Linked DNA regions of Homo sapiens: region 2 is linked to region 1. Evidence: chromatin loops called from intact Hi-C (ENCODE). Cell type or tissue: sigmoid colon. All regions are shown on one strand. Each heading gives the region's core, and the rest is flanking DNA. Links, peaks and the distances in the headings are about the cores only.

Region 1 (5,377 bases), core at 60-5,059:
CACGGTGAAACCCTGTCTCTACTAAAAATACAAAAAAATTAGCCGGGCGTGGTGGCGGGTGCCTGTAGTCCCAGCTACTCGGGAGGCTGAGGCAGGAGAATGGCACGAACCTGGGGGGCGGAGCTTGCAGTGAGTGGAGATCGCGCCACCGCACTCCAGCCTGGGCGACAGAGCGAGACTCCGTCTCGGGGGAAAAAAAAAAAAAAAAAGAAAATGGGCAGAATGTATAATATCAAAATAATGGCACAACCGCTCTGGAAAACAGTTTAACAGTTTCTTTTAAAAAAATGCAACTGCCATGCTACCTAACAATTACAGGTTCAGGCATTTCTCCCCGAGAAATGCTTACATTTACAGTAAGCAGTGCACAGATATTTATAGCAGGTTTATTTGTAATAGCTAAAAACTGGAATCAGTCCAGATGTCCTGCAACAGTTGAATGGTTAAACTATCTGTGGTACGTACATATCATGGAATACTACTCAACCGTAAAAGTAACAAACTACCTGTACTCATATATGCAACAATTTGGATCAATCTATAGGGAATTTTGCTGCATGGAAAAAGCTAATACCAAGAGGTTGCATACTGCATGATTTCATTTATATAACATTCTTGAAATGAGAGCATTTTAGAATTGGGAGACAGACTGGTGGTTGCCCAGGGTTAGGACCTAGGGGAAGGCGGTTGGCGTGGGAGGAAGATAGGTGTGATTATGAAAGGTCAGATGAGGGATCCTGGTGGTGTTGAAATGTCTTCACTGTGTGGTGGAGGCATGAGCGTAACACAGGTGATAACAATGTGTGAAACACCCCCCACCCCACAAACACACACAAATCCGTACAGGTAAAGTAGGAAATCAGGATAAGATGTGTGGATTGTGTCAGTGTCAATCAGTGATATTGTACTATAGTCTTGCAAAACAAAACAAACATTTTGTTACCATGGGGAAGCTGGACATAATGTACAAAGACTCCCTCTGTATTATTTCTTATAACTGCATGTGACTTTATAATCATCTCAATAAAAGTTTCAATAAAAAATAAGTTAAAGCCAAAGCCTACGGGTTTTTAACAAAAACCTCGAGGAAAACTTAAAGAGCTGTCCACCCCTGCTTTGAGAATGTAGAGTCCTGGATAAGCAATTAAGTTTTGTTGAGACCAGCACTTCTTTTTTTTTTTTTTTTAATTTTTTATTATTATACTTTAAGTTTTAGGGTACATGTGCACAATGTGCAGGTTAGTTACATATGTATACATGTGCCATGCTGGTGTGCTGCACCCATTAACTCGTCATTTAGCATTAGGTATAACTCCTAATGCTATCCCTCCCCCCTCCCCCCACCCCACAACAGTCCCCAGAGTGTGATGTTCCCCTTCCTGTGTCCATGTGAGACCAGCACTTCTTAATTGGGGTCAGTACCACCCCATGGGGGTGTGTTTGAAAATGTCTGGGAGTGGTTATGGTTGTCACACTGACTGGGGGATGTCTTTGGTACTCAGTGGACAGGACCAAGAATGCTAAATATCCCGCAGTGCCTGGGACAACCTGACACATGGTGAGAATATTCTTAACCCCAAATGCCAGCAGCATTCCACTGAGAAACAAGATTAGATGGCTAAAATCTTAGCAACTATTTAGATAGTTTGTGCCTTAACATTTAAGTGAAATCTATGCTTATTCTATATCTTGTCATCATAAAATTGAGTTTCTAAGTCTGTTTATTAATGGACAAAGAGCCTTCCCTTAATATTAAACATTTTTAAAGTTTAATTTTTAAATAATAGTTTTAAGCTCAAGACTCTAAAATTGTTATAGGAAACATTTATTGCAATATATTTGTTGTAATGAAGAATATTTCATTTTTTTTGGAGAAAACAGTCTTTTTTTATCTTGTTTAAAGTTGTGAACTATATTTTCTGCAGAAATTTGATCTTCACCTTACCTAACCTTAACCTTAACCTTCTTAACCTTAACCTTAACCTTTGTGATGATGACATCACTGATACTGTGCTAATTAACTCAATTAGTAGAAACGGACAGTGTGAACTACTTTAAAAGAGAAGCATAGCTGGAGATAGGTTTTTTTTCAAAGTTTATTTTACAAGTAAAATATAGTGAATTTGATTACCTCAAAAACATAACAGAGAATCTCTTTTTCATGCCATTTCTCAGTAAGGTTTTTAGCTCTTCTCATTTAACTTTTTCTTTTCTTTATGAAGTCCTGAGATAAATGAGCCATTTCTGGAGGAACAATCCAGATGGCTTTTGCGGTCACCATCCTGGAGTATGAATTGAGGAGGAAGGCGTTCTTTTCAAAATGAGCCACAAGCAAAACTCCTCCTGGTTGGTCATCCATTCTCTGCCCTGACATGTTGTGTGCAGAAACCCATGTGACAGCATGAGTGTGTTGTGTGGATATGTGCTTCCCAGGACAGGATTATGTACAGGGGAGTTGTACAGACATGGAGTGTACAGATACATTGTAGAGACAAATGTTAAAGAGACATACAGTGTACAGAAATTGGATTGTAGAGATATGAACTTCACATACAGGAGTTACAAAAGCATGGTATGCAGATTGGATTATTGAGATGCAGGTTGTCTAGACACTGGCCCTGAAGGCATAGGTTGTGTAGACACAGCCTGGGACCAAGCTCTTTGGTCCTGGCCTTAAAGCAGGGTGTGCAGCATGAGCCCAGTGATGGTTGCCTGGCTATGTGCCAGAAGTGGGACTCTGATGTCTGTGCAGAGGGTGAGGGCAGGACGGTATATTCTGCCACTCTACTTTGAGCACTGGCTTTGAAGCTTTCCCTCCAATGCCATTCCCACCCCCAAGGGACTCAGGAAATGACTTCTGTCTTTTCTTTGATAGAACAAAGAAAGAGAGAGTTCTAATAGATGAGAGAGAGAGAAAGAGAGAGAGAGAGAGAGAGAGAAAGAGAGAACACCAGATTCAGACACAGAAGGTTCTCAAGGATGACCATGGTGAAGTCTGGGCTTCAGCAGGTCTTACAGACCACCAGGGGTCAGTCTTGGGTTCTACAAGAGGAAACCAGGAGGTATTTGCTCAGCACTGGTTCTCACCTGAGGACCATTCAGAGGAATTTATTCCACTTTAATATACTATGGTGTTAGCAGCTTTGAAATTCTTTACCGCCAAGGGGGCCTTAAAGCCAATGAAGCAGGAGTCTCAGGAATGACCCGTATGTCAGGCCTGCTTGTTTATAATCCTCAGGACCACAATAAAAGGCAAGTTTAATCGCCTGGTGATTCGGGACTTGGGGGCCCAAGTGTGCTAACCCACCCGTCAGGCCCAGGGGTCTGCCTGAGCTTGGGAGGGAGGGAGTTTGGGGCTGGGCCTGGTTGGGAAGCCTCAGGCCTGGGCTAGGTCCAGGGCTGGGCTGGGCTGAGGCTGGGGCTGGAGGGGGCTTCAAGTGAACTTTGGTTCTGAGGTCACTGGTTTTCCTGTTGTAGTAACTGACTTCACAGACTCTGTCAGGATGAAGGAAGACACAATGCTGCCAGTACAGCTGCTTCTACAGGAAGCCCCATCCCTGATAGCTAAGGCTAGACTCAGCTTGGTACTTAGTGATAAAAACAAGAACACTACCACAGCTATTGCACATTTACTATGTGCCTGGCACCACTGTAAGCACTTTTGTGCTTCTTTAATCCTCATAAGAATCCTAGGAGGTAAGTACTAGTATTATCCCCATGGACAGATGAGGGAAGTAAGGTTTAAATAACCTAAGTAACTTGCCTCAGGTCACTCAGCTGGTAAATGCCACAGCTGGGGTGAACCCAGGCACTCTGGCTCCTTAGCCATGCTCACAACCCACACTACTAGATAATACTGCAACGTTAAGAGCCTTTGGAGAGTCTATATGTCAGCCCTCTTGTGGCAGATGAGGAAACTGAGGCCCAGACCCAGGTCACATAGCTGGTGAGTGGTAGAGTTTGAACCCAGACCCAGGTCTCTGGCTCCCAGCTTAGAGCTCTTGTCACAATACCATGCAGCCACCATTTGCACCAAACCAAGTTGCAAGACATTTTAGCTAAAATGCAAGCTTTGGGTCAAGGAATTGGAAAGGGCCAGAATTATCCTACGGTCTCCCGGCCTCATGGGGTTGAATGCTTCATAACTAAGCCCAGGCACTATCAGCTTGTCAGAGGGTAGGGGCCAAGGACATGGCCCCTCCAGCTGCAGACAAACTGCTGGGCAGGATCCAGGCTGGGGTCAGCTAATAGCCCCTACACTTCCACCCCCATTTCCAGGCCAGGGGGACACATCCTGGACAAGCGAGAAAACCTGGCAGAAAGAAACAGAGAATTTTTCTTCCTTCAGGCAAACAGGCTCCTCTCAGATCAGAAACTGTGACAGGGTTTTCATGGGAGGTACAGGCTGTGATAGGAACAGAGAGCTCTGGTATAAGCAGCTCTGAGAGAAGGAGTAAATCATCTCCTGAAATGTTCTGGGCAGCTGCTCACTCACTAACAAAAATACCCTGCTTGGCACAGCTCTGGTCACTCAAAAACTACTCCAGGGACCTGGCAATTTTCAAGGTGTGGCTCTGCTCTTGAGGAAGGCAAAAGGAACTGTTGGGAGAAGAGTGCAGTGTGTGCCAGGCCCTCAGAGCGGGGATGCAGGGGAGCCCAGAGGAACTCTGAGCAGGGCTAGGGGTAGAAAATAGCAGTGCAGAGCTCAATGGTGCCTGCGCCTCCCAGCTCCCCAGCAACCTGCGCTTGTGCCTAGCTCAGCAGGTGTTTGTTGAGTGGAACTGAAATCAATAATGAGAAAATCCTGAATGAAGGCTCCAAACAACAAATTGCTCAAGTGTAGGACGAGGAAAGCTGGCTTAGCAGAGGCCAGGGTGCAAAGCTCTGGGGAGCTTTAGCTGAGTGAACACTCATTATGAGCCAGCTATGTGTTGTGGCTGTCAGCAAAGCTAATGAATCTATCCTAAATTGTGCTACCGTCAGCTTCGATTCCAGATCAAAGGGGAAGATAATCCCTGCAGGCTTTGCTTTGGTCAGCCCATCAGTCCAGATCTGAAAATCCATGTCCACTTCTGGGCCTCACATGTTTAAGGGGATTTGGGCAAATTGGAACATATTCAGAGAAGAAAGATGCAAAGATATGAAGCCATGTCATGCTGACTGATGCAGGACTGGGACTATTTGGGCTGCGAAACATTGGTCTGGAAGCAGGGAAGAGGAGGGGAGCTGGCGGTTGTTTTTGAAACTGTGAAGGGCTCTTGTGGGAAGGGAGAATTAGGTATTCTGATTTGTACCAGAGGCAGCAAAGAGTTAAATAAGAAGCAGGAGATTTGGAGCCAGACAGATGTGGGTTCATGTGCTGGCTCCTTCTCATTTT
Region 2 (5,377 bases), core at 109-5,108, 530 kb after region 1:
GGGTCAAGTGAGATGATGCTCAGCACACTCAGTGCTCCTTCTGTCGCCTGCTAATGCTACCTGCCACATAGGGGTGGCTGGGATCCCCAACTCTAAGCAATCACCAAATGATTACCACAGTCTGGAAAAGAGTGGTGAAGGGCTGGAACAGGACTGGCGGTGGCAGAGGAGCAGTGGTGGGAAGGGTTCTGGTATGCCTGTGGCTTCAGTAGTCCACCCTGCTTTCTTCCATCTCTCATTTTGGTTCCTGCATTAGATTGATCTAAGGCCTCTAAGCATGAGGGTAAGTGCCCCAAATGCAAGCACTGGGAAAGGAAGGAGCAGAAGAAAAAGGAGGCTGGAAATTCCACAAGATGGTCCTAAGAATAGGAGAGGAGCCCCTGCACCATGGAGGAATCCATTCATTCATTCAGTAAACAATGGCTGAGCATTTTAGGACCTTATATTAGGCACCAAGGAGACACAGATGAATAAAACATGGACCCTGCCCTCAAGGCCTCCACAAACTAGTGGGTGAGACTAACAGAAAATAGATCAATGCACTTGTGTGGTCAGTGCTACAACATCAGAAAATCCAGTCGGTCTTGGGAGCTTAGACAACCAGATGGTGGGTAAAGGGGTCTTGAGAACAGGAAGTTAAAAAGGTTTTGGAGGTTTCCAAGAGATGGTGCTTGCACTAAATCTTTAAGACAGTGTAGAGAAGTGTTTTGAGCAAAGGAAACCGCAGGAACAAAGAACAAGGATATGGCACCTAAATACTCATGTCACTAGGTAGTTCCATAGAGCTGGGACCTTACAGGGAATTGATGAGAGATATGGATGGAGCATGCAGAACATAGGAAACCTGTTGTCATTTGTATGTAAAGAATGTTCATAAGTTAGGGATCACATATATTTTTTTAAATTAAAAACATATGCAAAGCATGAGCCTTGATTAGATACTGGATTACACAAACGTTAATGCACAGGTTGGGAAACTTTTTCTTAAAGAGTCAAATAGTAAAATATTTTAGACTTTGAGGAATATACAGCCTTTCTCCCAAATATTCAACTCTGCAGCTGTAGTGCAGAAGCAACCAGAGACAATATGTAAATCAATGAGTGGGACTGTGCTCCAATAAAACTTTATTTATGAAAACAAGCAGTGAGCAGGATTTGGCCCAAGTAGCCAAGCCTCACTATGAAGAACATCCTTGGGACCAGCAGGCAACTCTGACTGAGGATTGTAAGTAACACTATTGTATTGACATTAATTCCCCTGAGTGTGATAAATACATTGTGGTTCTGCAGGAGAATATCTCTGCTCTTGGGAGATGTCTTTCTTGAGAGGTGTCTTCGATCTGCAGAAGTGCTTAGAGGGCTTAATGGCTGTAACTAATTCTCAAATGGTTCAGGGAGATAACAAGTATATATAGAAAGAAAGATAAGAGAAATATGGCAAAATGTTAACAATGGTGAGTCTAGGTGAAGGATATACAGATGTTCCTTGCATTATTCTTGCAACTTTTTTGTAAACTTGAAATCTTTTGAAATAAAAAGTTTGGAAAAAATAGAAATTTGAGAAAATTCAGAGGAACAAAAGGTCCTGATGAACAGACCACTTTGAACCCCTTCCATTCTTCAGACCCCTCTGAAGTGACCTAGCACCGGCTTGTTTTTCTGCAGAGTGGATGTGAGTACATTTTGATTACGTGTTCCACCTTCCGTGATTAGTTGTGCACTACCAGAGAAGGTCATTTGAATGGGAAAATGAGTGCAGCTTCCTGGATCCTGCTTAGGCCTCTTTTTGCCTGAATTCCTGCTCTCCTTACCCAACAGCCTGGAGGACAGCTTCCTTTTGACATTCGGGCCTCAGAAGCTATGGAAGAACAAGCAGCCAGCCAGTATGGAATTTCCTGCAGGAGGTAGACTCAAGAGCAGCCAGGAGCAAAAGCAAGTCCTTAAGTGGCATTTGTCTGATCAAAGGCCACCTGGAAGCCTATAGGTGATTTATGTGAAGGTTTCTGCTGAGCCAGGAGCTGCTGACAAAGGTTAGCAGCAACACTTTTCCTAGTAACCTAGATCCAAATCTCTAATGATCCCATAGAGTGGGATTTCCTGATTCTTGACTTATTAGAAATCAATACCATCAAAAATACTAACACCTCCATTAAAGAAGGCATCCATTGATTTCCACTGGGAAGGTGGAGGCATTTGGAGGCTCGGTATCTTAAGGAGATTCAGTTTTGATTTTTCATCTGTCAAAGTAATACCATAATGTACAAAACATACAATTTCTGGCAAGTGGTGAGGGGAGGGTAGTAGGAATGACCATTCCAGCTCTCCTACCCTCCTGCTTCCCTGAAAAGCATAGTCTTAAAGCATTGTTCGTCAGCGGTGCTTCTTGGGCCCCTCTGGGCCCCAAACCCAGCCAGCCCCACCAGGAGATGCCCATCACTGCCTCTGCAAGCCAGCTCAGGTGCATATCCTCTTATGGAGGAGAAAAATGCAAACAGAAGTTACCCACAAGGGATACATGGCATTGTTTGGGAATCAAGGATCTGACTTTCTCAATGTCTCCAAGACTTAGGATCCAGAATTCTTAAAAAGTCTTTCTGTCTCCAAAGACTATGTCCTAGGGAGATAAACATCCTATATACCTAGGGAGATAAACATCCTATATATCTTCCACCAATCACCCCAAAACACCCATTCTGGTACAATGCATTCGTTAACAGTTACCACCCTCACCCTGTCTTTAAGAGAACTATATAACCCATCTCCCTTGCCTTGTGACTCACAAAGGCCTGGCCCCACTGCCAGGCATTGCCACGTGACTGATTTTGGCCAACAGAGTGTGAGCAGACATGAAGGATGCCAGGTCTGAACAGAAGTTGTAAATGTGACTATACAATTTGGCTCAGCCTCTTGCTGTTCTCAACCACAATAAAACAGGCAGATCACAAAACGAGAAAGTATGTGGAGCAGAACCACAGCCAACGCACAGCCCAGGTGACATAAGGAAGAAAGAAACTGTTGCTTTGTAAGCCACTGAGAGTTGAGGTTGTTTGTTATGCAGCCAGACTTCGCGACAACTGACTAATTACCCTTCAATACAGGAGTAGCAGGTAGCTCTGGGGAGTTGGCCAGCTCTTTGCACCTATGTCCTGTGGCTCCTATCACCCACCTAACAAAGCCCAGGCCTAGTTCCAATTTCACCATAACTCATTTTCCATCCATTTATACCCTAGGCTCCTTAAGAAGTGAATCTTCCCGGCAACACCCTTAGTTCATGACTCATCCTGCCAGTGACTCTGGTTAAGGGGGGAAAAAGGTAGGTTTAATGTTTCAGCAACGCCACTGGAGATCTCAGAGTAAAAATCACCCCCTTTTCCTCTCCTGGGGAGGCTCCACACCAAGAGCCAATGGAGACTCACTGTCTAAGATAGAGAGCAAGATGTACAGGAGAGGGCACTGGACTAGGAGTCTGGAGTTCTGGATTTGGATTCAGGCTAAGTCACTGGGCCATGTGACCCCCTTAAAACCACGGAGTCTCTAAGGGCCTGGGTGACCTAGTACAAGTCATTCCCTCTGTCTAAACTGATCAGTGGTTTTCAAACCCAGCATTGGTTTCCTTGGAGATGTCTTAGCCGATAGCTGAGATGAGAAGAAGCCTGTGGCCAATATAACCTCATCCCCTGCTTCTGCCAGATGGGCTCTGTTTTGATCTACTGTACAAATTCGGTTTCTAGGTAAGATGTTGCTTAGCCAAGAATCCCATAGCTAAATGCATTTCAAAATCACTGATCAGGTGATCTCTGAGGGCCTTTCCAGATCTGACACATGCTGATCCTCCCTGATGCCTGACTTCTTGTATATTCTGTGGCCACCCACTTCCTTGCCATTGTAGTCAAGGATTTACTAACACCCAGAGGGCACCCAGTAGTGAATGACTGACAAGCAAGAATGTAACAAGGTAGATTCACAACAACTCAACCAAGAGTTATAAAACAGCTTCCTCTATTTCTCCAAGGTGATTATTAGATTTTGGAAGGCTGAAGGGAAAAAAAAAAAAAAAAGCAGTTCAGAGACACCATCAAGGAAGTGAGCTCAATGTTTTAGCTTTCTACTTGTGGTTTATCTTCTGCCTTGAGTATCTGGGTAAGACCACCACTTGCCCCCACCCCAATACCCCAAGCTGGAAAAAGGTTCTTTGGAGTGAGATTCACACTTTTAGATCACTAAATACAGCCAACATGTCCTGGAAACCATCTCATGTTTATCACATCCTCTGGGAATTCTAAGAAATTCTGATCTCAGAGGGCTTGCAGACCATGGAACCTCTGCCCAAGGGGCTGGGAGCTTTTGGTTTCCCAAAGCCTCGTTTGAGTGGACCCATATTCTATCATAGGAGAACAAGGCCAAGTTCACTAAACCAAGGGCTATGTCCCATCTGCCTGGGCAAACTGTCCTTCCTGAAATGGCTGAACAATACCCAATGTGACAGGAATCCATCCATTCTTCCACCCAGCACTAACCATGGGACCCCAGAGCAGGACTAGGGTTGACTATGACCTACGTCCAAGTTGCTGGTAAGTAGGCAAGCAGTGAAGAGATGAGACATGGAGATCACAAAACAGGGCATGAGGTCTTTGGGGTAGCCATAGGAGAAAGGGAACTGAAACAGAGAGAGAGGCCAGTCCATGGAGACAGGAAAAGCTCAGGAAAGAGAAGAACTTTGGTTCGGGGACATTTATAAAGAGGGACAGAAGCAGAGCAGGCCACTCAGGAAGTGAGGGAGTGTGGCTTGGACTTTTCCTGGCTGGGAAAACACACAGAAAGAGCCTGTTTCCTCTGCAAGCAGAGACGTGAGGGAGCTCAGCCAGGCTGGGAGTGTCCAGAAGGCGGAGCCCCGGACTGGCTGGAAAAGAGAACTCCATCTCAGGAACCATGGTTTGCCCTGGAGAGCTTAGCACTGGGCTGAGCACACCGTGTGGGATTCAACGTGCTAAAGTGAGTCACCATGGGCCACCCCAAGAGCCTCCCAATTTGTCGCCTGCTTCCTTTCTTGCCCTCCACCCGCTCTGTTCTCCATGCCGTGGCCAGAACAACCTGATAGCACTGCAGACCTGTGTCTCCTCCCTTCTTAGACGCCCTGGCTGGGCTTGCACTGTGCATATCTGCTTCCCTCTCCTTACAGCTAGCCCACCAGCCCTCACATGATCTAGCCTCTGCGCACGACCCAAGCCTCATCCGGCCGTCCGGCCCCTGCCCTGCCCTTAACTGGCCTCCCTAGGTTTCTTGAACACACCATAACATACTTTCTTTTCCTCCTGGGGGACCCTGCCCTCTGCCTAGAAAGCTTTTTTCCACAATTCACCAAACCAGCTCTTCTTCC

The links. Hi-C counts contacts between places; a loop is a spot of excess contacts. Peaks named below come from ENCODE experiments on the same cell type or tissue, not always from the same donor. Only the 100,000 strongest peaks of a DNase experiment are listed, where the experiment ranks them.
Region 2: it touches region 1 in a loop (3.0-fold over the local background); 1 of 110 quality-filtered maps calls a loop at or near these places.

The regions. Positions count from the first base shown.
Region 1 is chr11:11,033,993-11,039,369 of GRCh38, forward strand. No RefSeq gene overlaps it. Among named protein-coding and RNA genes, the nearest start is that of LINC02752, 79 kb to the right of the region's middle. RefSeq lists enhancers at 2,851-3,351, 3,352-3,852. In sigmoid colon, for the core only: CTCF peaks have their summits at 2,999 (motif pointing right) and 3,200; DNase peaks (open chromatin) are centred at 3,049 and 4,579.
Region 2 is chr11:11,565,206-11,570,582 of GRCh38, forward strand. The region is part of intron 1 of GALNT18 (polypeptide N-acetylgalactosaminyltransferase 18); the gene reads right to left. It overlaps GALNT18-AS1 (GALNT18 antisense RNA 1), which reads left to right and starts at 4,760. Exons shown (of 2, transcript XR_007062595.1): 1 at 4,760-4,992. RefSeq lists enhancers at 2,797-2,846, 5,099-5,377. In sigmoid colon, for the core only: no CTCF peak of the experiment used is centred there; DNase peaks (open chromatin) are centred at 2,826 and 4,866; H3K27ac peaks cover 469 bases.